3 separate regions of the Homo sapiens genome follow, and all the other regions are linked to region 1. A link is a loop called in an ENCODE intact Hi-C map of the cell type or tissue named here. Cell type or tissue: MCF 10A. All regions are shown on one strand. Links, peaks and the distances in the headings refer to the core of each region. The heading gives the core; the rest is flanking DNA.

Region 1 (7,726 bases), core at 1,435-5,434:
ACTGAGTCTTCTGTTCACACAAGTCCTCCCACACTGAGACTTTTATGACACTAAGTATCCCAATGTACCTAAGATTCCATCTTGGCACTTGTCACTAGCACCAACCACAATGACAAGAGCTCCCTACTATCTACCAAGAGCATACTGTGTGTCAATCAAAGAGGAAAGGGCTTTGTCTAATCTTAACAATCCCCATGACCCAGATAACCCTATGCCCAAATCACAAATGGGAAAAGAAAGGCTTAGAGAACCCCATTCACTCGCCCAGAGGCATGCAGCTGGTGGGGGACTGTTTGCCAAATGCCCCTGGGCTCAGGGCCCAGTCCACAGGGCTAAGGAATGGGAGATGAGGGGAGGCAGCAGGCTGGCTGGAGCCCCTGAGATAGCCAGGTGAATTGCTTAGAATGCTAAGAGCCAACCTGGGTAGCAAGAGGCTTGGTGAGTTAGTAGAGACAAAGGTGAACCATATTTTCCATTTACTGACTCTCTGACTGACCTGGGGTAGAGATCTCATTTCCTCTGAGCCTCATTTTCTCCAAAAGCTGGGACAAATGAAACTGTCTTCAAGGGGCTGCTGGCAGGGTTAAAGAAGCCAAGGTCTGTGGTCAGAACTCACTGACCTGAGGATGTGAGTTCCTCCCTGGGCACGTGTAGTGGCCTCTATTACTTAGTTATCTCCTTGCCTTGTCATTGGTCAGTTTGTTTGGGACATGCCATTTCCTCACTCCATAAATTAGAGATGATCCAGGGCCAGAGAGCACTTTAATATCTGGACATTTCACCTCTGGATCCCCAGTGCAGGCAGCAAGAGTCTAAGAAGTTTCAGATGATTGTTCAAGTGGATTTTGACTGCAAAGGTTTGGAACAGCCCTGTCTCAAGGCAAGCAGGAGTCTGGGACAGAAACTCTGCAGAGGAGCTAAAGATCCCCCACCCCCAGCAGAAAAACAATCTACACCCTTCCTACCTCAACATTTGCTCAGGCCCCCACCATAACATACACACTGTGAACTGTTTGGCAAAGCTGAGCTGTGGCTTAGTTTCTAAACATACCTGAGTCTCCAAACTGAAGATTTTCAAGCGTAAGCATTCTCTATTCCCAAACCAGAGGGTTTGAGGGAGGAGTCTTGGAGGTGTGAGAGGAGGCAGGTTAGCAGGATGGAGAAGCTAGGGCATAGAGAAGGGGGGCTGGAGCATGTCAAGCTTTCTGGGAGGGGTTAACTGAGAAGTCCATGGGAACGTGAGAGGAGAATCAGGAAGTGGGTGTCTAAGAGCAAGGAGGCTCTGAGACAAATGGGAAAGGAGATGTTAGAAGTCCTGGGAGGGAAAGGACTAGGCTAGGGTATTAGGAAAAGACTCAAATTCGGATCTCTGGAAAAGGATCTTTTGGAGAAAGGCTGAAAAATTGCAGTGGAGGCCCCCAAGGCTGCAAGGAGGTAGGAGGACAGTTGCTGGGCCCCATGGAAGCTGCAAAGGGAATGGGTGGGGGATTCTAGAGTCTGAGGAGGCAGCAGGAAGATGTTGGGGTCTGGGGGGAGAGGCAGCCTCCATCAGGAGGATGTTGAGGCTCTGGAGGACTCTGGAGACAGATGCTGGTAGCAGAGAGAAATCTTTAACCAAAAATAATAGATAGGGACATGCAAGAGGAGAGGTGTATCTGACATTCCTACTACAGAGTCCCAGGAGGCTGTGAGGGTGGATGGTGAGGGGCTGGGAGAGGTTTCTAATGGAACACAAAGGCCCTGTGTCAATCTCTGACAGGACATGCTAGGTATCACAGCTGCTCTGAGGGTGTGGAAACGGGAAGCTGGGCCCAGATAGTGCAGGCCTTAAAAAGGTTAATAAGCAAACACTGGCTAGGTCCCCAAATGGGGTTGGGTTTCTCTGACCAATTATGTAGGACCCCATGGAGGCGCTGAAGGTAGATGCTGAGAAGAGGGTTTTCTACTGCAGTAGAAAACAAGAGGGCCATGGCCAGGCGCGGTGGCTCACGCCTGCAATCCCAGCACTTTGGGAGGCCGAGGCAGGTGGATCACCTGAGGTCAGGAGTTCGAGACCAGCCTGGGCAATATGGTGAAACCCCATCTCTACTAAAAATACAAAAAATTAGCCAGGCGTGGTGGTGCATGCCTGTAATCCCAGCTACTCGGGAGGCTGAGGCAGGAGAATCGCTTGAACCCAGGAGGTGGAGGTTGCAGTGAGCTGAGATGGCGCCACTGCACTCCAGCCTGGACGACATAGTGAAACAATTCTGTCTCGGAAAAAAGAAAAAGAAAAAGAAAACAAGAAGGCCTGTGGGGGGAAGGGACATCTGACAATGATCCTGGGGTCCAAGGAGGCTGAAAGCAGAAGCTGAAAACCCCTGACTGCAGACGTTAGGGACCTTGAAACGATCTGAGGGCAGATTCTGAGGCCTGATGTGAGGATAAGGGATCTGTGAAAAAAGCAGCTAGAACCCAGGTTGGTTTTTGAAGGCAGAGGCTGGGTCTAGGGTGGGGTTGGGGAGGCGAGTCTCTGATGGAAGGGGCTAGAAGCCAACGGGATCTGCAAGAGCAGATGCTCGCAGGGGCTCTTTGATGGAGGATTATGTATCCAAACAGTTCCTCCCTGGTATCTGGTGCACTGGAAGGCTCTGGGGGTTCAAGGTGCCTGATGGGGAAGATGCTGAGGCCTCTCAGTAGTCTCTGAATACTGGAAGTATAAAAAGCGAGAAATTCCATAAAAGTAGAGAAAGTGTCAAAGGACAGAGTCTAGGAATTGAAGAGTCTCTCAAGGCAGATGGTAAGAGGGGTCTCTGAGTAGAAATACTGGGCAGAGTCTCTGATGGAAGATGCTAGGGCCAGGGTGGGGTTAGGAGACCTGACGTGTGGCGAAGAGGGGCCCCCGACACAAAGGCCAGGCCCAAATGGCCTTTCACAGGGTCTAGTACCCCTGGAAGCTCTGAGCGCGGCTAGCATGTGTGTGGGATGGGGGTCTGAAGGAAAATGCTAAAGAGGACTCTCTTACAGAGATAAAGGGCCTATGGACCCCTTCGAGATCTAGCCCGTCCTGGAAGCCTTGAGGACAAATACTGAGAAGCTAGGAAGTGTCTCAAAGGAGATTCTGGGGCAGGTCTTTAACGGCATTCAATGGTGAGGAGCTCTGATCAGCAATGCTGATCCACGTAAATCTCTATTGGAGACTGGGGAAGAGTTCTGATCTGAGATACAAGGTTCGGGACGGAGTCAGGTCCCAGACTAGAGATGTTGGGCGTGAGTCTCTAAAAGCACATCCTGGGGGTCCGACTCCAAGGTCAGATTTTGCAACCAGAGGGAGCCGGAGTGGTCCTGGCCGGGGAAAGTCGGCCCCGCCCCAGGATCCGCTCCCCCTCCCTACTCCGCTGATTCCTGGCTCCCGAGTCACCGCGGCCCGCCCCGACAGCAGCGTGGCTCAGGGCCCTCCAGTGCCTCCCCGAAACCCCTGCCCAGGGCGAGGCGCAGTGAAAGGACGTTTTTTTACCAATGCCGGTTCCCCGGGTCGCGCCGCCGCCAACTCCTCAAGGAGCCGAAGCCAAGCCCGGCCGCCACCCTCCTCCTTCTCCTCCTCCCCGCCGCCTGGGCCGCCTAGAATCGCCGCTGCCGCCTTCTCCTCCCCCGGCCGTTGTGGTTGTGGTTGTCCCTGCCACCTCCTTACAGCCGAGCCGCCGACACAAGATGGCGGACGCTGAGCCTGGGGCCGGAACAAAACCTTGGGCCCCACCCCCAGAAACCCGGATGCAAGCGGGCCGCGCCTACTTATGAATCATGCATAAAGTTCCCTACTCGGTTGCGATTCATTCGGTTAGAAGTGGAACAGCACCACCTGGTGGACATTGTGGCAGTAACAACGAAAACAGGTAAAACAGAGGCCACGCCTCATGGAATGCGACTAATGAATGAATTGTTGCAGCCAGGCTGTCAAGGAAGCGAAGAAAAACCGTTAAGGCCATGCTTCCTGATTATAAGTTATGCATGAAGTTGAGTGGTTGGTAGACTAACAACCAGCAACCAGAAAGCAGATGTTAAAACATGGAAGCCACACACCCCCATTCATGAATAATGATGATCTTGCAGGGGCCCGGAAGCCAAGGAGACCCAGGCCACAACTTACTCATGAATAATGCATGAGGCCCAGTGGGTTGGAATAAAAGGGGCACGCCCGCCTATTGCTGCATCTAATACACTGTAAGCAGGGAAATGGGGCTGCTGCAGGGAAAACACACTCTCCCAGGTCCTGAATAATGAATTATGCTGCTGCAGTAGCTCAACCTGGAAACTCAGAGAGGTCAAGAAAGGTTCCACCCAATTTATGAATTATGCATAAGGCGAAGAAACACCCAAGACTGCCCTGCCCAGCAAATAGGGATTACGATGCTATAGCCAAGGCAAAGTGAGCACGCCTTCCTGTTCATGAATAATGAAAGATGTCACTGCAGTGCCACCAGAAAACCCAGGGGACGTGTACTCCCTGCCCCCACCTCCCCTCTCCACGCCTCCCTCCATTCTCCCCGCCTCAGGAACAAGGGCTGCCTTGGTCCAATCAAACCCAAACTCACTACATGTCTTTGGCAGGTGCCTCAGTTTCCACAACTGTAAAATGAGGATAGTAATGTGTTATTATGAAAATCAGATGACGCCTGTAATCCCAGCACTTTAGGAGGCCGAGGCGGGTGGATCACCTGAGGTCAGGAATTGGAGACCAGCCTGGCCAAGATGGTGAAACCCTGTCTCTACTAAAAATACAAAAATTAGCTGGGCATGTTGGCGGGCGCCTGTAATCCCAGCTACTGGGGAGGCTGAGGCAGGAGAATCGCTTGAACTCGGGAAGCAGAGGTTGCAGTCAGCCGAGATCGCGCCATTGCACTCCAGCTTGGGCGACAAGAGAGAAACTCCGTCTCAAACAAAAGAAAATCAGAGAATATAAATTATGGGATGAGCCTTAGAACATTGCTGGCACAAGGCACTGTTAAATTTTTAAAATATTATATATTAATATAAAAGTAATATGTTAAGATATGTAAATATATATTTACATTAATATAAAATTAGTTATGAATACTCAGCCACTAGAGAAACCCCCAACTTGGGCCACTGCTTCCCCATCCATAAAATAGGAATAACAGCAACTTACCTTGCGATGGAGTTTAAATGAAGAAATAAGTAGAAAGGGCTTAGACCAGTGCCTGGCACATGCTAAGTGTTATATTAGTAGTAGTAGTACTATCAAATGGCGGCGCAGGGGAATGGGGAGGGGAGACATTATGGCATCTGGTTAAGACTACAGATTGCGGAACTAGACCCCAATTTGAATCCCGGCCCAGCCACTCACTGATTGTGTGACCTTAGGCAAATTACTTAGCCTTCCTGTGTCCCAGTTTCCTTATCTATAAAGTGGGGGTAATAATGACCTACCTCCTAGGATTGTCGTGAAGATTAAATGCGCTAAGTAGCTAAACGAGTGTAAGCTAATCTTATCGTTATCCTCATACCCATTATTCAGGCTTACAAAACGATTTGCCAAAGATCACACAACTGGAAAGGATCGATGGGATTTGAATCCAGAGCCGGCTGATTATCTGGGATTACCAGGCCATAAGAAATGAACAATGTAGGAGGCCTCATCCCTTTGCTAGACGCCAGGTTTTAACTCTGGTACCTGCAAGGGAAAGCTAACCGCGGATCACGCAGACAAAGCTGCAAAAGCCACGCTCCTCATGAATTAAGCACGGAACCCCTAGAAAAGCCACTGAAAACTCAGGGTGCTACTTAACTTTTGCGAATCATCAATGAACTCGTTTGCGCGGCAGACTTCAGAACGCCCCTTCAGCACGTCCCTTCGGCACGCTGATCCGCCCCTCGTGAATAATTCACAAGCCGAGAACCTTCAGCGGACCAGGTGCGAAAGAGGCAAAAAAACTGCCGCCTACCACAGCCCCACCTTATTATGAATAATGAATAAAGGCCGGGTGGCGCCTCGTCAGCTCAGGAAGAGCTGGGCTCCGGTGTCCCTTCCCTAGCCTGAGCTGGGAGGCTCCTCTCCCTAGAAACATCTGGGCCCCCGACGTGTCCAGTCTCGCAGTCCTGAGCCTCCAGGCGCGGGGAGGACCTCATCACAAAACCAGAGGTCACAAAGGCCTGACACCTCCACAATGCCACGTCGGTCCCGATTGTTCTGTCACCAGGACCCCGTCCTGAAACAAGCCCTCCCCCAGTCCCGCCTTGACTTTAGTAACCTCAAGCTTTGCTTCTCCCCTTGAAGAATAACCCAAATCCTGCTCCACGGACAAGGGTGCCCATACACGGACCCTAAGAATCTCCCCAAAGCCCCCCAAACCCTGCCTCCGAGGGGTGCTCCCCGAAACAGACTCCCAAATCCCACCCCGAAGTCCCCAAACGGCACCCCTTAAGGGTCTCAAAAGCAGACGCCCCCTAAATATCACCCCGGGCCCGGAGGCTCCAAATACGCCCATGAGGGGTTTCCCCGAAGTTGGGATTAGGGAAGCACCCTCCTCCAAATGCTGTCCAGAGGCTTGGGGGCACGGTGCTCCAGCTCACCCCCTGTGCCGGGCGGAAGCCTCGCCTTCCTGCCAAAGATGAGCTGAAGCCACGGGGCAACGGAAGAGCAAACCACCTCTGTCGTACAAGAGAAGCCAGAGTTTGCGCGGAGCTCGGAAGCGCGGGGCCTTGGAGAGCCCCGGGTCTGGGATGTACCACAGATGCTTTGCTAGAGGGGCGTCAGTCCCTGCTCCCGCGTCGCTGGTGCCCGTTTCAGACCCAGATGACCCTACAGGTTGTGGTACGGCCCAAATGCGCGCGGCATGCTGGGGGTGGTAGTTCTGTCTGGCCAGTGCCTGGTGCACGTGGTGGGCACCAGCGTCCAGAATATGGGAAAATGTAAGCCTGAGCTGTGGAATTGCCGGAGCCGTGCTCTGTAGGGTGGGAAGAGGAAACGGAACGTGTGGGTGCCTCCACATGGAAAGGCACACCCATCCTACAGATGGGGAGACCGAGACTCAGGTGGCCAAAAAAGTTCATTTGACATGGGCCAGGTGCTGGAAATTCTTCCTTGGGCTCATGGAGCTGACATTCTAGCAAGATACACAGACCATAAACATAACAATAAGTAAAATTATAGTTTCACATACAAACCCGTATTATAATAGATATCTGTGACTATATACAGTAATATAAATTATGGATATACAATCATGTGCTGCATAACATTTTGGTCAACGGTCCTATAACACAGAAAAAATTTTACTGTTATCTTTTCTATGTTTACATGTTACCATAGTGGAGACGGGATTTCGCCACGTTAGCCAGACTGGACTAGAGCTCCTGAGCTCAGGCGATACCGCCCGCTCGGCCTCCCAAAGTGCTGGGACTATAGGCGCGAGCCGCCGCGCCTGGCAAAATTCTTTAGCCTTTTAATAAATGGAGTCTTGGCCGGGCGCGGCGGCTCACGCCTATAATCCCATCACTTTGGCAGGCTGAGGCAGGATGATTGCTTGAGCCCAGGAGTTCAAGACCAGCCTGGGCAACAAAGTGAGACCCCCCCACGCCCCAACATACACACACACACACCCCACCACCACCACCTGGTCTCCACAAAAAATCAAAGAATTAGCTGGGCATAGTGGGGTGCATCTGTGGTCCCACAGTGAGCCCTGTGGAGGCAGGAAAATAGACAAAGGAGAGGGAGAGGGAGGGT
Region 2 (7,726 bases), core at 1,249-5,248, 830 kb before region 1:
AGCCGCCTACAGCTGAAGCCCATGGGTAGGTGCTCGCTTGTGCATTTGGGGCAGATGCTCCAGGAAGCAAATTTGGAGGCGGCTGGACCTTCTCACTGTGAGTCCTGCCCTCGGGGCAGGTCAGGGAGCTGAGGTAACAGCCTGCATGCGTTTATGTGGCTTCTGTTGCTCAGGTCCCACTGGAGAGTGGAAGAGGTAAGGGGGACTCCACAGATAGCGCCCAGCAAATATTGGAAGTGGGGGATGTGGTGGCGCCAGAATCCAAATACATCTGCTGCAGTTGGGCGTGTGGGAGGCTGCAGTTCTGGGAGCTTGTCTTTTTTTTTTTTTTTTTTTTTTTGAGATGGAGTTTCTCTCTGTTGCCCAGGCTGGAGTGCAGTGGCGTGGTCTCGGCTCACTGCAAGCTCCACCTCCTGGGTTCAAGCAATTCTCCTGCCTCAGCCTCCCAAGTAGCTGGGATTACAGGCGCCTGCCACCACACCTGGCTAATTTTTTGTATTTTTAGTAGCGATGGGGTTTCACCACGTTGGCCAGGCTGGTCTCAAACTCCTGACCTCGTGATCCACCCACCTCGGCCTCCCGAGTAGCTGGGATTACAGGCATGAGCCACCGCGCCCAGCCAGAGCTTGTCTTTTACAGGATCAGGTACAGTTTGCCCTTCTGAGTTCTACACGTTGCCCCCGAATTCAACAGACCCGGAGGGGCCATGGACCTTTTAGAGGGGCAGTTGTCCATCCCCTCGCAGTGAGGTGCTTGCTCAAGACTGCGACCACCTGTGGGACAGCGCCTTGGTCCCTTTCAGTGACGAGGATGTTGCCAATGTGATGGCAAAGCCGAGCTCTGACGGGGGTGCAGGCAGCACTCAGGTCCTGTGTGCAAAGCCTGTGTGCAAATCCCGTGTGCAATCGTGGTGGGGGGCAGCTACTGAACCACTCCAGAGTCGACCAGTACAAGGTGTCTTGTTGGCCCTGAAGGGGAAGGCGATTGTGGTGAGTCTCCTGGGACATTTTCACAGAACAGAACATGTCAGCAGACTCTTCAACTCCAAACTATTTAGCCAGGTTGTTTTGAATGTCGTCTTAAGGCAAAGATGTCTGGTAGAAGTGCTCTAAGCAAGGGGATAGCCTTGTTTAAGGCTCCGTAGTCTGGAGTTAGCCTCACACATTAGTAGTGGCTTTCAGCACAGCTCGTACTGGGGAGCTGGAAGGTGAGATGGTAGGAGTTCGTTCCCTTTCCCTAACCAAGTGAGCGCAGCAGGACTTGCCTCCGCTGCTATGGGGTGTGTGGAACCCCACACCAGCAGGGGAAGGGGCTTGGTTAACTGGCTCCCACCTGTCAGTGGCAGCAATAGCACAGGACCCTTAGGCCGTTCTCTGAGGTCACCCGCTGACTGAGAGGGCCCGTTCCAGCGATGGGAAAAGGGGCAGATTGGGGACAACAACCAGGACAGAAACGTCTTTTAGCAACCCTGGGCCAACCTGAATAGGGAAGAGGGTGATGATGCTTTCCTGGTTCCTCTTCCCAAGCGGGCCACCTCCTGGGGAGGGCCCTTTAAAGCTTGAATGTTGCCTGGGATGAGGGAGATTCCAGCACCTGTATTGGCCTGTGGTGTTGATTTGCTGAAGGGCAAACCACAGTTAATGTGGAAAAGGCTGATTGTCTGCCAGAGGGACCTGCTTCCATGACCACGGGATCTGTGTGGGGTGGGTCCCTGTCACTGGCAGAGATCAAGGCAGGTGTTGAAGGTGAGGCTGCCTTGGAAGCAGAGGCCTGCCATGGCTGTCCCCTCACCCTGGCTCGTATTGTGTTGTTGCACTGATTTATCAGAGCACATCCAATTTGGGATCCTCTTGTCCCTTGAGGCTCCATACAACCCGGGATGGTGAATTTTACGTGTCAACTTGCCTGGGCTACAGGGTGCCTAAACAATGGATCAAACTGTCCTGGGTGTGGCTGTGAGTGTGTTTCTGGGTGAGCTTAACCTTTCTCTGGAAGACTAAGTGAAGCTGACCTCCCTCCTAGATGTGGGGGGCCCCACCCAGCCAGTTGAAAGCCTGAGGCAAACAGGACTGCTGACCCTCCGTGAGTCAGAGAGGACTCCTCCTGCCTGAGTGCTGGGGCTGGGACATCAGTTTATTCCCGCCTTGGAGCATGCGCTAAAACGTCAGCTCTTCATTGGCCTCAAGTCTGCTGGCCGTCACACTGGACCTGCACCACCCACTCTCCTGGGTTCCCAGCTTGCCAACTACAGGTCTTGGGATCTGTGGGCCTCTGGGCCCATGTGGGCCAATTCCTTACGATAAATCCCACATATCTCCACATAGACGTAGACATATCGCCTCCTATTGGTTCTGTTGCTCTGCAGAACCCTGACTAATAGATGACCTCTTCCGTGCATCTCAGGGTTCCCGCTCAACTGGGGGCCTGGCTGGTGGTGGTTTATTTGCACTATGAGGGGGCGGCCTTGCCGGTGATGTTCCTTGTGATTTAGGCCAGGTGGGGCATTGTTTTCATAACTGCAGGCAACACTGGGCTGTGAGTTTGTCCTCCATGAGATTCTATTCCATCCAGGGCAGCCATGGCCTGGTGGATTGTTTAGCCTTAGCCATCGCTGACAGAAATCAGGACTTGTACTTGTCAGGTGCTCCCTGAGAAACTACTGTGTGGGCTCAGCACTCCATTCAGCCTCCTCAGACTATAGAGTCCTCATGCCCTGCCATCTGTCACCAGATAATCCCACTGGAATGTGCAGAGCTGATGGAGGACATCTTTGGCCTCAGCTAACGTTTTCCACCGCCATTCTGCCCAGGGGGTTGTGAGGCCTCGTGTAGGGTGGGCAGCTTTCCAAGCCACCAAAATTCACAAAAATGCAAAATCCATACTGACCAGGTGTACATGGACTGCAATGCAAAGCCTCCTGGGAGTCACTCTCAGCTTCTGTACTAACTGTGCAGAATCCTTTAGTAGGGAAGCCACTTTTCCATACCGTCCTGGGGCAGCCAAGTGCTTCACTTCAGCCCCTGTCAGGTGGAGCTTGCTGTGCTCTGTTCGATACATTGTCTGTAGCTTTTTTCTTTTCTTTTCTTTCCTTTTGACGGAGTCTCGCTCTGTCGCCCAGGCTGGAGTGCAGTGGCGTGATCTCGGCTCACTGCAAGCTCCGCCTCCCGGGTTCACGCCATTCTCCTGCCTCAGCCTCCCCGGTAGCTGGGACTATAGGCGCCTGCCACCACGCCCGGCTAATTTCTTTTTGTATTTTTAGTAGAGACGGGGTTTCATCGTGTTAGCCAGGATGGTCTCGATCTCCTGACCTCATGATCCGCCCGCCTTGGCCTCCCAAAGTGCTGGGATTACAGGCGTGAGCCAGCACGCCCGGCCATCGGTAGCTTTTTCATTTGGTTCCCTGGCTAGGTCCTTACGGACAGGCAGGGGCTCCGGGTGAGACAGAGGGTGTCTCCTCCTCCAAATGAGAAATGGCCTCTCCTTCTTGACCCTCCCCTGTTGTCTCTTCTGTTTTTTTGACTTTGCTGTTGGTGACTGGCAAAGGAGAAGGTCAAGTTCCTCACTCTCTCATGGTGGTATTGTGTCGCGTCATCCTCTAGAGGGCGCCAGTCCTCTTCTCCGGGGTCTTCTACGCCTTCTGGTCTCCTCTGATGAAAGAAGATTATATGACCACAAGGTGGCGTAGCACAATAAGGGTTATTATTATTCTATGCCCCGATCATAGACTAGAGTAGACAGCCAGGCTTAATGTGGCTACTATGAATGAGAGACCTACCCTCTGGGCCGTGTCCTGGCGAGAAGCGCGCAAGCCCAACATGGGTCCCCTGGTTTGGATTCAAGAGGACAGCCACCTCCTTTGGAGTCCTGGTTGGGACAGCAATATAAACGTCTTTAGTCACGTGAAGTAACAGTTTTGCCCCACCTCAACAAATTTGGGGTCTTGATATTGCTCCGGAAAGGAACAGAAATGATGTCATCTGTAATAGCAAATTCAAATGCGACAAGAACAGAGGCATGCTAGCTGTTTACAAAAGCGCCTCCCCCAGCTGTGCTTAGGGGATCCACGTCAGCCCGACATCGCTGCTTTATAGCCATGTTCACGTGTCATATGCGTCTCAGGGTACCCAAAATCACAGGGCCAACTCACGGGGCTCCTACCACTCTAGCCAGTCATGGGGTCAGGATAGCCTACCCTCAGTCCAGAGATGTGTACTCCCCCAACCTTTTGTGTTCAGACCCACAGGCCTTATAGCGCCCTGTGCGTGCCCCAGCATTTCCCTGCCTAGTGGGGCTCCAGGCGGGCAGGGTGACCTCCTTCCCCAGGCAGTTCCACACCTGATCCCAAAAGTCAGTTCTAATGAAGTGGATTCATTCAAATACTGGTGTTACTGCTTGGCCAGGCTAGTGAGGCACAGAGAAAACCCACAAATGTAGAGTATGTGACACAGCACAAAGCAGTCCCATGCCAAACTGATGCAATGGCATTCCAAGTTTAGAGTTCCACCGCTTGAGACCATCCAGGATTCTTTTACCAATTATTTGTCCTACTGTCTCCTATCTATTTCATGATTACCAGAAATCCTTCCCTTTTCCTCTTTGTCACTTACAGGGAGTTTGAGCGATTTAGGGCGCTGATGAAGGAAATAAATGACCACAAGGTGGCGTAGCACAATAAGGGTTATGGGGTGATTCTGTGACAGGTTTGCATGAAGTCCCTCACAGCCCGAGCCTGTACAGAGGTTATGGCCACTGGTCAACTATTCGGAAGGGCAGAACGACAAGGGAAGTGCTGGGGCATCAAGACGGGGGCTTATTTGTCTAGGTGATGTCATTCAGCAGCAAAGAGAAAATTCTCTGGGTCAGAGAACTCTGAAGGGCAGCAGCAGCAGCTTTGGGTATTTTATGGCCTGGGGCCTAACTTATCTATTCCCCAAAGATGAAAGATGTAGTACCAGGTTTTCTGGGGTATGTAAAGCAGGAAGACTCTCAGTGGCTAAAAATCTATGTGTTTGGGCTATTTATGAAATATTTGGGTATGTAAAAATTTGTTTGGTGCCAGCAAACTTTTGAGTTAAGGGGTCTCAGCCTGCAGTGAAGAAATAAACAACCTGGGGGTCAAACATAGAGGCCATCTTTGGCTTACTTATATAACAGTAAAGGCATAATTCATTCTATCTGGTCCTTAGAAATTCTGGCATAAAAGTTTAAGGGTAGAGAGTTATAGTAACAAGATAAGGATGCCTACTTTTGTCACTTCTATTAAAGATTGTACTCAAAGTTCTAGCCAGATAAATTTTCAGGCAAAAGAAAGAAATAAGAGATGCCCAAATTAGAAAGAAAGTAAAACTATTTCTATTCCCAGATGGTATGATTTATATATATATAGAAAATCCTAAATAATCTGCAAAAAAAACAACTGTTAGAACTCATAAACAAATCCTGCTAAATGGCAGGATGCAAGATCAACATACAACTATCAATTGCTTTTCTATACACTATCAATGAAAAAGCCAAAATGGAAATTAAGACAACAATTTTGTTTACGATAGGATAAAAAGAATAAAATACTGAGAAATAAAGTTAGCCAAGCAGATGCAAGACCTGTACAAAACATTGCTGAAAGAAAGTAAAGAAGGCCAGGTGTGGTGGCTCACGCCTGTAATCCCAGCACTTTGTGAGGCCGAGGCGGGTGGATAACCTGAGGTCAGGAGTTCAAGACCATCCTGGCCAACATGGTGAAACCCCGTCTCTACTAAAAATACAAAAAAAATTAGCCAGGCATAGTGGCGGTTGCCTGTAATCCCAACTACTCAGGAAGCTAAGGCAGGAGAATTGCTTGAACCTGGGAGGCGGAGGTTACAGTAAGCCAAGATCACGCCACTGCACTCCAGCCTGGGTGACAGAGCAAGACTCCATTAAAAAAAAAAAAAAAGTAAGGAAAACTAGATAAAAGGAAAAACTAAATAAAAAATAAAACTAAATAAAAGGAAAGTGTTCGTGGATAATTAAGGAAAACTTAACATTGTTAAGATGCCAATACTCCCCAAAGCAACCTACAAATTCAATGTAATCTCTAACAAAATCCCAAATCCCTTTTGTGCATAAAGGGGAAAGCTAATCCTAAAATTTATATGGAGTTGCAAGGGTCCCTGGATAGCCAAAACAATCTTGAAAAAGAAGAACAAATTTGGAAGACTCACACTGCCCTATTTCAAAACTTACTGCAAAGGTACAGTAATCAAAACAGTGTGGTGCTGGCACCAGGATAAACATATAGATCAATGGAATAGAATTGAAAGTCCAGAAAAAAAAAACCCATGCAGCTCAAATGATTTTTGATTAGGGTGCCAAGATCATTTAATGGGGAAAGAATAGTCCGTTCAACAGATGCACTGGAAAAATAGATATCCACATGTAAAAGAATGAAGTTGTACCATGACCCCATACCATATATAAAAGTTAACTCAAAATGGATAAAAGACCTAAATACAAGAACTAAAACTGTAAAATAACTAGAAGAAAATGAAGGAATAAATCTTCACGTCTTTGGACTTGGCAATTGTTTCTTAGATATGATACCAAAAGCATAAGTAACAGAAAAAAAATGAATAATTGGACTTAATAAAAATGAAAACTTTTGTGTATCAAATGACATTATCAGGAGAATGAAAAGACAACCCAGAGAATGGGAAAATTATAATCTGATAAGGGTATCCAGAATATATAAAGAACTCTTACAATCTAATAACCAAAAAATCCCCAGTTAACACTGGGCAAAGACTTGAATAGATATTTTTCCAAATAAGATATACATGATATACACATGGCCAATAAGCTCATGAAAAGATTTGTCATTAGTCATCAGGGAAATTCAAATCAAAACCACAATTAGATACCACTTTACATCTGCTAGGATGGCTACAATAAAAACCAACAAAACAACAAGTGTTAGAGAGGATGTGGAGAAATTGGAACCCTAATACACTGCTGGTTGGAAAGTAAAATGGTGCAGCCACTGTAGGAAACAGTTTGGTGGTTCCTCAAAAAGTTAAACACAGAAATACCACATGATCCAGCAATTCCACTCCTAGTTATATACTTAATAAAATGGGAAACAGGTAGGTATTCAAACAAAAACTTACACACCAATGTTCATAGCAGCACTATTCATAATAGCCAAAAGGTAGAAACAGCTCAAATATCTATCAACTGATGAGTGGATAAACCAAATATGGTATAGTATATCCATACAATGGAATATTATTCAGCCACAGAAAGGAATGAAGTACTGTTACTGATTAACCTTGAAGACATTATGCCACGTTAAAGAAGCCGGACACAAAAGACCACAAAGTGTATGATTCTACTTATATGAAATATCCATAATAGGCAAATCTATAGCACCAGAAAGCAGATTAAGTGGTAGCCAGGGGCTGGGGGGAAAGGGGAATAGGGAATGATTGTTTAATGGGGATGAGGTTTCCTTTTGGGGTGGTGAAGACAGCCTGGAATTAAATAGTGGTAATGGTTGCACAATACTGTGAATGTCCTAAATGGCACTGAATTGTGCAATGTAAAATAGTTAAAATAGTAAGTTTCATGTTATGTGTATTTTACCACAATAAAAAGAAAGGTGTTTATATGGGGTACAAGATGCGTGAATGGTGGCCATGAAGCAGAATGAATGAAAGAAAATGGCAGTGTGACTGAATGGCGGGAAATTGGG
Region 3 (7,726 bases), core at 1,249-5,248, 330 kb before region 1:
TGGGTCACTGAGATGAGACCTCGAAACTGACAGGCAGAACTCTGGGTAGCTATCAGCCTCTCCTGGGGGTATAACAATCCATAAAGAAAGAACACCAACTTAGCCTGGCACAGGGGCTCACATCTGCAATCCCGAGGCAGGAGGACCACTTGAAGTCAGGAGTTCAAGACCAGTCTGGTGGCCAAGCATGCTGGCTCATGCCTGCAATCCCAACACTTTGGGAGGCTGAGGCAGGAGGATTGCTTGAGCCTGGGAGTTCGAGACTAGCCTGGGCAACATGGCGAGACCCCATCTACCTTTTTATTTTACAAAAAATAAAAAATTAGTCAGGCATGGTGGTGAATGCCTGTAGTCTCAGCTACTCAAGAGGCTGAGATGGGAGGATCACTTAAGCCTAGGAAGTTCAGGCTGCCGTGAACCATGGTTGTGCCACTGCACTCCAGCCTGGGCAACAGAGCAAGACTCTGTCTCAAAAAAAAGACCATCCTGGGCAGCATAGCAAGATCCCATCTCTACAAAAGATAAAAAAATTAGCTGGGCATGGTGGCGCACACCTGTAATCCTAGCTATTCAGGAGGCTGAGCTAGGAGGATTGCTTGAGTCCAGGAGATCCAGGCTGCGGTGAGCTCTGATTGTATCACTGCACTCCAGCCTGAGCAACAAATGAAGACAGAAGAAGGAAGGAAGGAAGGAAGGAAGGAAGAGGAAGGAAGGGGGGGGGAGAGAGGGAGGGAGGGAAAGAAGGAAGGAAGGATCAACTTGATTCATAAATGGATCGAATCAAATACTTTTGCAGAAATCCTAGCAAATGACTCACCCAGAATATTTAAACATTGTCATTGGGTTGCAGTGCGGGTGGAAACTTGGTGAAAACTAGCCCTCTAAAGGCAGAAAGATCATAGATGTCCATGTTAGGGCTCCACACCAGTCTGAGCTCCCCCTTAACCCACCTTCGCTCCCTGAGGTCCCCCCTTGCATACACACTGCCAGTGGCCAACCTTCCCAAACACCAGTCTGACCAAACATTTCCTCCGCTCCTCCTGTTGTCCTCTGTGATCCAGCTACTGCCCCCCACCCACCTCCCCTGCTCCCAGGCAGCCTTCTTTGTCTACTTGGCAAATCCCTTCTCACCTCCCACAGCTTAATTCTTTTTTCTCTTTTTCTTTCTTTTTTTTTTTTTTTTTTTTTTTTTTTTGAGACAGAGTATCAGTCTGTCACCCAGGCTGGAGTGCAGTGGCAAGATCTCAGCTCACTGCAACCTCCGCCTCCTTGGTTCAAGCAATTCTCCTGCCTCAGTCTCCCTAGTAGCTGGGATTACAGGTGCCCACCACCACACCCGGCTAATTTTGTATTTTTAGTGGACACAGGGTTTCACCATGTTGACCAGGCTGGTCTCGAACTCCTGAACTCAAGTGATCTGCCCGCCTCAGCCTCCCAAAGTGCTGGGATTACAGGCGTGAACCACAGCACCCAGCCCCACAGCCTAATTCTAAGGCGACTTCTTGGCAGCAGCGTTCCGGGCCCCCTTCTGCCCCTCAGGTGGAGTTGAGCAACTCGCCCCAGTGCTCCCAGCTTTTCTGCATGTGCTGTTGGCAGGCCTCCCAAGGTCCCTGACTGCACTCGGCTGTAATGCCAGCTTCTTTCTTTCCTGCCCTGAACGCCCTCTCACTCTCCTTTCATCCCAAATACCAGGACCAACATCCAGTCCACCCTATGCCTGGTTTTGCATCCTCAGATTCAACCAACCAAAGATAGAAAATATTCAGAAAAAAAATAAAATAAAAATAATACAAATAATACAGTATAGCAACTATTTACATAGTATGAAGTATTATAAGTTATCTAGAGATGGTTTAAAGTGTACAAGAGGATATGTGTGCATTACATGCAACCACTACACCATTTAATATCTGGGGTGTGAGTATCCGTGGGTTTTGGTATCCGTGGGGGTCCTGGAACCAATTTCTCCTGGATACTGAGGGATGACTGTACTTGGCGAATGTGTGGATAGAAGAATAAATGGAGGCTGGGCTGGTGGCTCACGTCTGTAATCCTAGCACTTTGGGAGGCCGAGGCGGGTGGATTGCCTGAGCTCAGGAGTTTGAGACCAGCCTGGGCAACACGGTGAAACTCCGTCTCTACTAAAATACAAAAAATTAGCCAGGTGTGGCGGCAGGCGCCTGTAATCCCAGCTACTCAGGAGGCTGAGGCAGGAGAATTGCTGGAACCCGGGAGGTGGAGGTTGCAGTGAGCCGAGATCGCACCACTGCACTCCAGCCTGGGTGACAGAGCAAGACTCCGTCTAAAAAATAAAATAAAATAAGAAGAATAAATGGAAAATGTGTGTGGATCCTGAGACTTTGTGAAGTTCAGTCATGTGTCCAAGATCTGAGATCTAAGCTTTGTGAATGAATCAGTAGAAACCCCTCGGCTCCAGTGTTGGCAGGTCTCCTCCTCCATGCAGCCCTCCCAGGGAACTGGCTCTGCTTGGGAAGTCTGTGGGGTCCCTGGGGCAGCAGCTGGGTGAGTCCTGGAATCAATCCTCATGTCTGGCTGCCGAGGGGCATCTCCTTCCTTAAAATCATTTGCGGGAGGCTTGGGTCGGGCCGTCCAGTCCTTCCTTAGTCTGGGACTGCAGGAGAAATGGTGGGGACCAAGCACACAGAGGCAGGTAGAGGTGTGGTAAGTGGCGATTCTGGGTGAGACAGGATGCTAATTGGATCCCACTTGGGGTGACTTGATAACGGGTTTGTGCAGGGTCACTGAGGACCCTCCTGGCTCCACGAGGATTCACTCAGCCTGGTGGTTGGACTAAGAGAAGGCCCTGTGGCCAGGAGCCCGGTTGGGTTTTGAGGTTATTCTGAAGAGGGGGTGCTGGGTGAGTTGGGGTATTGATGCCCGGCAGCCCAAGCAAAGGGTTCGAAGGACGCGGGGAGGTGGCTGCCTCCCGTCCCCCACAGGCTCCTCTGCCGCCTCCTGAACAGTTTTCCTGCCACGTCGAGGTGCCATGCTCGGGCATTCCCGGGGTCCTGGGCCAGGAAATGGCAGGTCCCTGGATCAGGAGGCCCGAGAGCTCTGGTCCTCGAGTCCCACTTCCTCTGCCCGCAGAGGGGACTGGAGGGGCGCGATTGTGCGCCACCCCGATTGCACCCAGATTCGGTCGTTTCCAGAACCTCTTCCCAGGAGCACGGGGAGCGGGAGAGCGGGAACCCCAAAGAGGAGCTCTGGGTCCGGCGAGTCCGGGTGGCGACTCGAGCTGAGCCCCCTCTCCCGCCGCAGCGCTGGGAGGGGCTCCGTCGCCAGCCGTGCCCTCTCGTCCTGCTCACTCACCCGGGCCTAACGACAGCAGCTGGCTCTGCGAGGGGTTCCCCGGGTTGGGGCCCCTAAATTAACACGCGGAGGGCCAGGGGGAGGCAGGGGAAGGGGGGCGGGGCAAAAGCTGCAGGGAAGCAAAACGGAGGAGGAGGTGCAGACAGGAGCGAGGAACGGCGGGCAGCGGGCTCGGCCCAGCTTCACGATGCGAACGGGAGGGGGCGCCAGAGACCGCCAGAGGCCAAGGTCCAGCGCTACTGCGGCACAGGCGCCGCCGCGTAGTCCGCAGTCAGAGGGCGGGGCCCGCCTTCGCAGCCACGGTCACGGTCGTGTTCACCCAGGCTCCGCAACCACCCGCAGAGCTCACGACGTGAAGGAGCAGCCCTCCTCCTTTCCTCTTCCCTCACCTCCTCCATCTTCTCCATCCTCCTCTTCTTTTGATAGATTGATGGATCAGAGATGGATGTGTGTGTGCGCGTACGCGTGTAAAGATACTTATCAAAGCATTATCCTTAAAAAAGGAAACATCTGAAGCCACAGGGAATATGAAATTAAAGAAACTCAGGTAGACAGTCTCTTTAAAAATATTATGGAACCATTTGAAAAATTGTTTATCAATACTATGTAACATCATGGGAAATTATTTTCATGTACTATTAAAGCAAAAAAGGCAGGATACACACACAGAAATCTCCATGTAAAAATGTGAACTATACACAGAACAGGAATGATCATCAAAACTCCCTCCAAGTACGAACAATGGTTTTCTGCAGGTGTGGTAATGCCTTTGTAGAATGTGCATAAATTCATATTAAAATAAATGGAAGCCTTTCCTTTTTATAGATAAAGGGAAGCCAGGTACATCCCAGGCTGTGGCCAGGCAGGAAAAGGAGCTGGGCAGGGCTTGAGGAGGGCACCGGGGCTCCTTGGTAAGGCGATGTCCAGATGTCACCCAGGCCTGTGGGTCGGTCCTACATATCTGTGCACCCCTTCCCCTAATACCCAGATATCCCTTTTCCTTAACAATCCCCACCCTGATATACACCACAGACCTAAACTCTTAGTCCATATGCCTCTGGAAATAAACTCCTGTCAACATTTGTCTGTTCAAAACAGTTAAGAATCTCTCAATTGATCTAATGAATTGAAGAAATCTATCCCCACGTTAGAAACATGCACATGTTGGCCCTGATTTAATTTCCCAGTAACTACAATTCCCCAGTAACTACATATGCATATGTACCGGACAAACAAGGCAGCTTTCCATTCCCAACTCCTCTTCCCTGGCTGATGGTTCTCAGGAGAATCTAGGCATCTGAGCCCTAGCCCCAGCACCCTAATGGAGAGTGCAGGGCACCTGGATAGTGGAGGCAGGCCTAGAAGCTTTTGGTGTAAAAGATGAAATTGAAATAAAAAGACCCACAGGTAACCATGTGTCAAGCACACATCTGGTACCCAATACATCTTTATGGAATAAAATAGACATTAAAATGCTACAGGTATAAGTTAAAATATTGGCAAACTGACTAGCAAGGTTTAGAAATCCACATTTAAGACTGGTCTAGTGGTGATAAATTCCGTCAGCTTTTTCTTGTCAGGGAAAAACTTTAATTTCTCCTTCATTTTTGAAGGATAGCTTTGCTTAAGACACAGGCAGAAAAATATTTCATGACTTCACTTATATGTAGAATATTTTTAAAAGAGCTCAGGCTGGGTACAGTGGCTCACACCTGTAATCCCCACACCTTGGGAGGCCAAGGCAAGAAGATCACTTGAGCCTGAGAGTTTGAGGCTGCAGTGAGCTATGATCACACCATTGCACTCCAGCTTGAGAAAAAAATAATGCTGCTCTGAATGTGGGTGTGCAAATATCACTTCAAGGCCCTGCTTTCAATTCTTTTTTATATATACTCAGAAGTAAAATGGCTGAGTTATATGGTAGTTCTATTTTTAATTTTTTGAGGAAACTCCAAACTATTTCCTATTGGTTGCACATTTTATTTTATTTTTTTAGAGATAGAGTCTGGCTCTGTCGCCCAAGCTGGAGTGCAGTAGCACAATCTTCGCTCACTGCAACCTCTGCCTCCCAGGTTCAAGTGATTCTCCTGCCTCAGCCTCCCGAGTAGTTGGGCTTACAGGCACCCACCACCATGCCTGGCTAGTTTTATGTATTTTTAGCAGAGATGGGGTTTCACCATATTGATCAGGCTGGTCTCAAGCTCCTAACCTCAAATGATCCACCCACCTCAGCCTCCCAAAGTACTGGGATTACAGGCATGACCCACTGCGCCAGCCTGGTTGCACCATTTTACAATCCCACCAACAGTGCACCAGAGTTCCAATTTCTCCATATTCTCGTCAACACTTTATTTTGGGAAAGTTGTTTTCTATGACTTGTCTCCCGCCCTTCTGCCAGTAACAGGAAGTACTAGAGACAGAGGCCCAGCTCTCTCTTCTAGCTCCTTGATCAATGCCTAGCTCCTTGATCAATGCCAGGCCCTGACTCATCCCTCCATTTATTCCAGTCACAGGGACAAGATGAAAGAGAAAGGACACGTCAGGTGCAGAAAATACAGGAAAAGAGGTCCTAACTGGGGAGAAGAGTGAGGGGAATCAAATGGGGGGAGCTTCCATTTCTCACCTCTATTCCCTCAGTCTCACTTTGAGACAGAATGAGACACTGTCTTGTAAAAAAGTGAGGGAGGGCCAGGCACAGTGGCTCGTACCAGTAATCCCAACACTTTGGGAGCTCTAGGTGGGAGGATCACTTGAACCCAGGAGTTCGAGACCAGCCTGGGCAACATAGTAAGACTTTTTGTCTCTACAAAAAATTTAAAAATTAGTCTGATGTGGTGGTGTGTGGCTGTGGTCCCAGCTACTCAGGAGGCTGAGGTGAAAGGATTCCTTAAGCCCAGAAGGTCAAGGTAGCAGTGAGCCAAGATTGCGCTACTGCACTCCAGCCTGGGCAATAGAACAAGACCCTGCCTCAAATAAAAATAACGCTATGAGCACGGGTGTACAAATATCTCTTCAAGACCCTGCTTTCAATTCTTTTTCTTCTTCTTCTTCTTTTTTTTTTTTTTAGACAGGGTTTTACTGTTGCCCAGGCTGGAGTGCAGTAGCAAAATCTTGGCTCACTGCAGCCTCAATCTCCTGAGCTCAAGAGATCCTCCCAAGGCGGGGCGTGGTGGCTCACGCCTATAATCCTAGCACTTTGGGAGGCTGAGGTGGGCGGATCACCTCAGGTCGGGAGTTTGAGACCAGCCTGGCCAACATGGTGAAACCCCGTCTCTACTAAAAATATAAAAATTAGCCAGGTGTGTGGCGCGCACCTGTAATCCCAGCTACTAGGGAGGCTGAGGCACAAGAATCACTTGAACTCAAGAGGCGAGGTTGCAGTGAGCCGAGAGCATGCCACTTCACTCCAGCCTGGGCAACAGAGTGAGACTCTGTCTCAAAAAAAAAAAAAAAAAAGAGAGAGATCCTCCTGCTTTAGCCTCTCAAGTAGCTGGGACTACAGGCACATACCACCACTCCTGCCAAACTTTTTAATTTTTTTTTGGTAGAGACAGGGTTTCACCATGTTGCCTAGGCTGGTCTTGAATTCCTGGGCTCAAGCGATCCACCCACCGCCTCAGCCTTCCAGGGCACTGGGATTACAGGCATGAGCCACCATGCCGGGCACAATTCTTTTGATGTATACTCAGAAATGAAATTGTTGGATTATATGGTGGTTCTAGTTTTAAGTTTTTGAGGAACCTCTAAACTATTTCATATCAGTTGCACCATTTTACAATCACACCAACAGTGCAGTGCACCAGGGTTCCAATTTCTCTACGTTCTCACCAACACTTGTTATTTTCTATGTTTTTTTTAAATTATAGACATCCTAATGGGTAGACACGTTTTCATGTCAGATCTACCAGCTTGTTGGGTCAGATTGTAAAATATTTCATTAATATTTTTATATTGATTACATGCTGAAATGATGCAATTTAGGAGCTATTGAGTTAAATAAAATATATGATTAAAATTAATTTCACTTGTTTCTTTTTACTTTTTATAAAGTGGTTTCAAGAAAATTTAAAATTACATAGGTGGCTCACGTTATATTTCTATTGGACACTGCTGAGCCTGGCAGTGAAAAATGAAGCAGGTTAAACATAATTATGAGGCCAGGAGCAGTGGCTCGTGCCTGTAATCCCAGCACTTTGGGAGGCCGAAGTGGGAGGATCGCTTGAGCCCAGGAATTCAAGACAAGCCTGAGCAACAGAGTGAGACCCCGTCTCTTAAAACAAAAACAAAAACAAAACAAAAACATAATTATGGTTTAAAAATTATGCCTTCAGGCCAGGCGCGGTGGCTCACGCCTGTAATCCCAGCACTTCAGGAGGCCAAGGCGGGCAGATCACTT

The links. Peaks named below come from ENCODE experiments on the same cell type or tissue, not always from the same donor. Only the 100,000 strongest peaks of a DNase experiment are listed, where the experiment ranks them.
Region 2: a loop joins it to region 1, with 11 times the contacts of the local background. A loop is called at or near these places in 23 of 110 quality-filtered maps.
Region 3: it touches region 1 in a loop (17-fold over the local background); 82 of 110 quality-filtered maps call a loop at or near these places.

The regions. Positions count from the first base shown.
Region 1 is chrX:47,189,795-47,197,520 of GRCh38, reverse strand. It overlaps UBA1 (ubiquitin like modifier activating enzyme 1), which reads right to left and starts at 3,692. Exons shown (of 26, transcript NM_003334.4): 1 at 3,497-3,692. RefSeq lists silencers at 3,420-3,569, 3,664-3,852 and enhancers at 3,610-3,789, 5,987-6,527, 6,508-6,557, 6,588-6,637. In MCF 10A, for the core only: a CTCF peak has its summit at 3,837 (motif pointing left); DNase peaks (open chromatin) are centred at 3,810 and 4,160.
Region 2 is chrX:48,022,755-48,030,480 of GRCh38, reverse strand. No RefSeq gene overlaps it. Among named protein-coding and RNA genes, the nearest start is that of SPACA5, 20 kb to the right of the region's middle. In MCF 10A, for the core only: CTCF peaks have their summits at 3,602 (motif pointing right) and 4,672 (motif pointing right); DNase peaks (open chromatin) are centred at 3,640 and 4,650.
Region 3 is chrX:47,519,380-47,527,105 of GRCh38, reverse strand. No RefSeq gene overlaps it. Among named protein-coding and RNA genes, the nearest start is that of ARAF, 38 kb to the left of the region's middle. RefSeq lists silencers at 3,269-3,318, 3,379-3,448. In MCF 10A, for the core only: a CTCF peak has its summit at 3,532 (motif pointing right); a DNase peak (open chromatin) is centred at 3,545.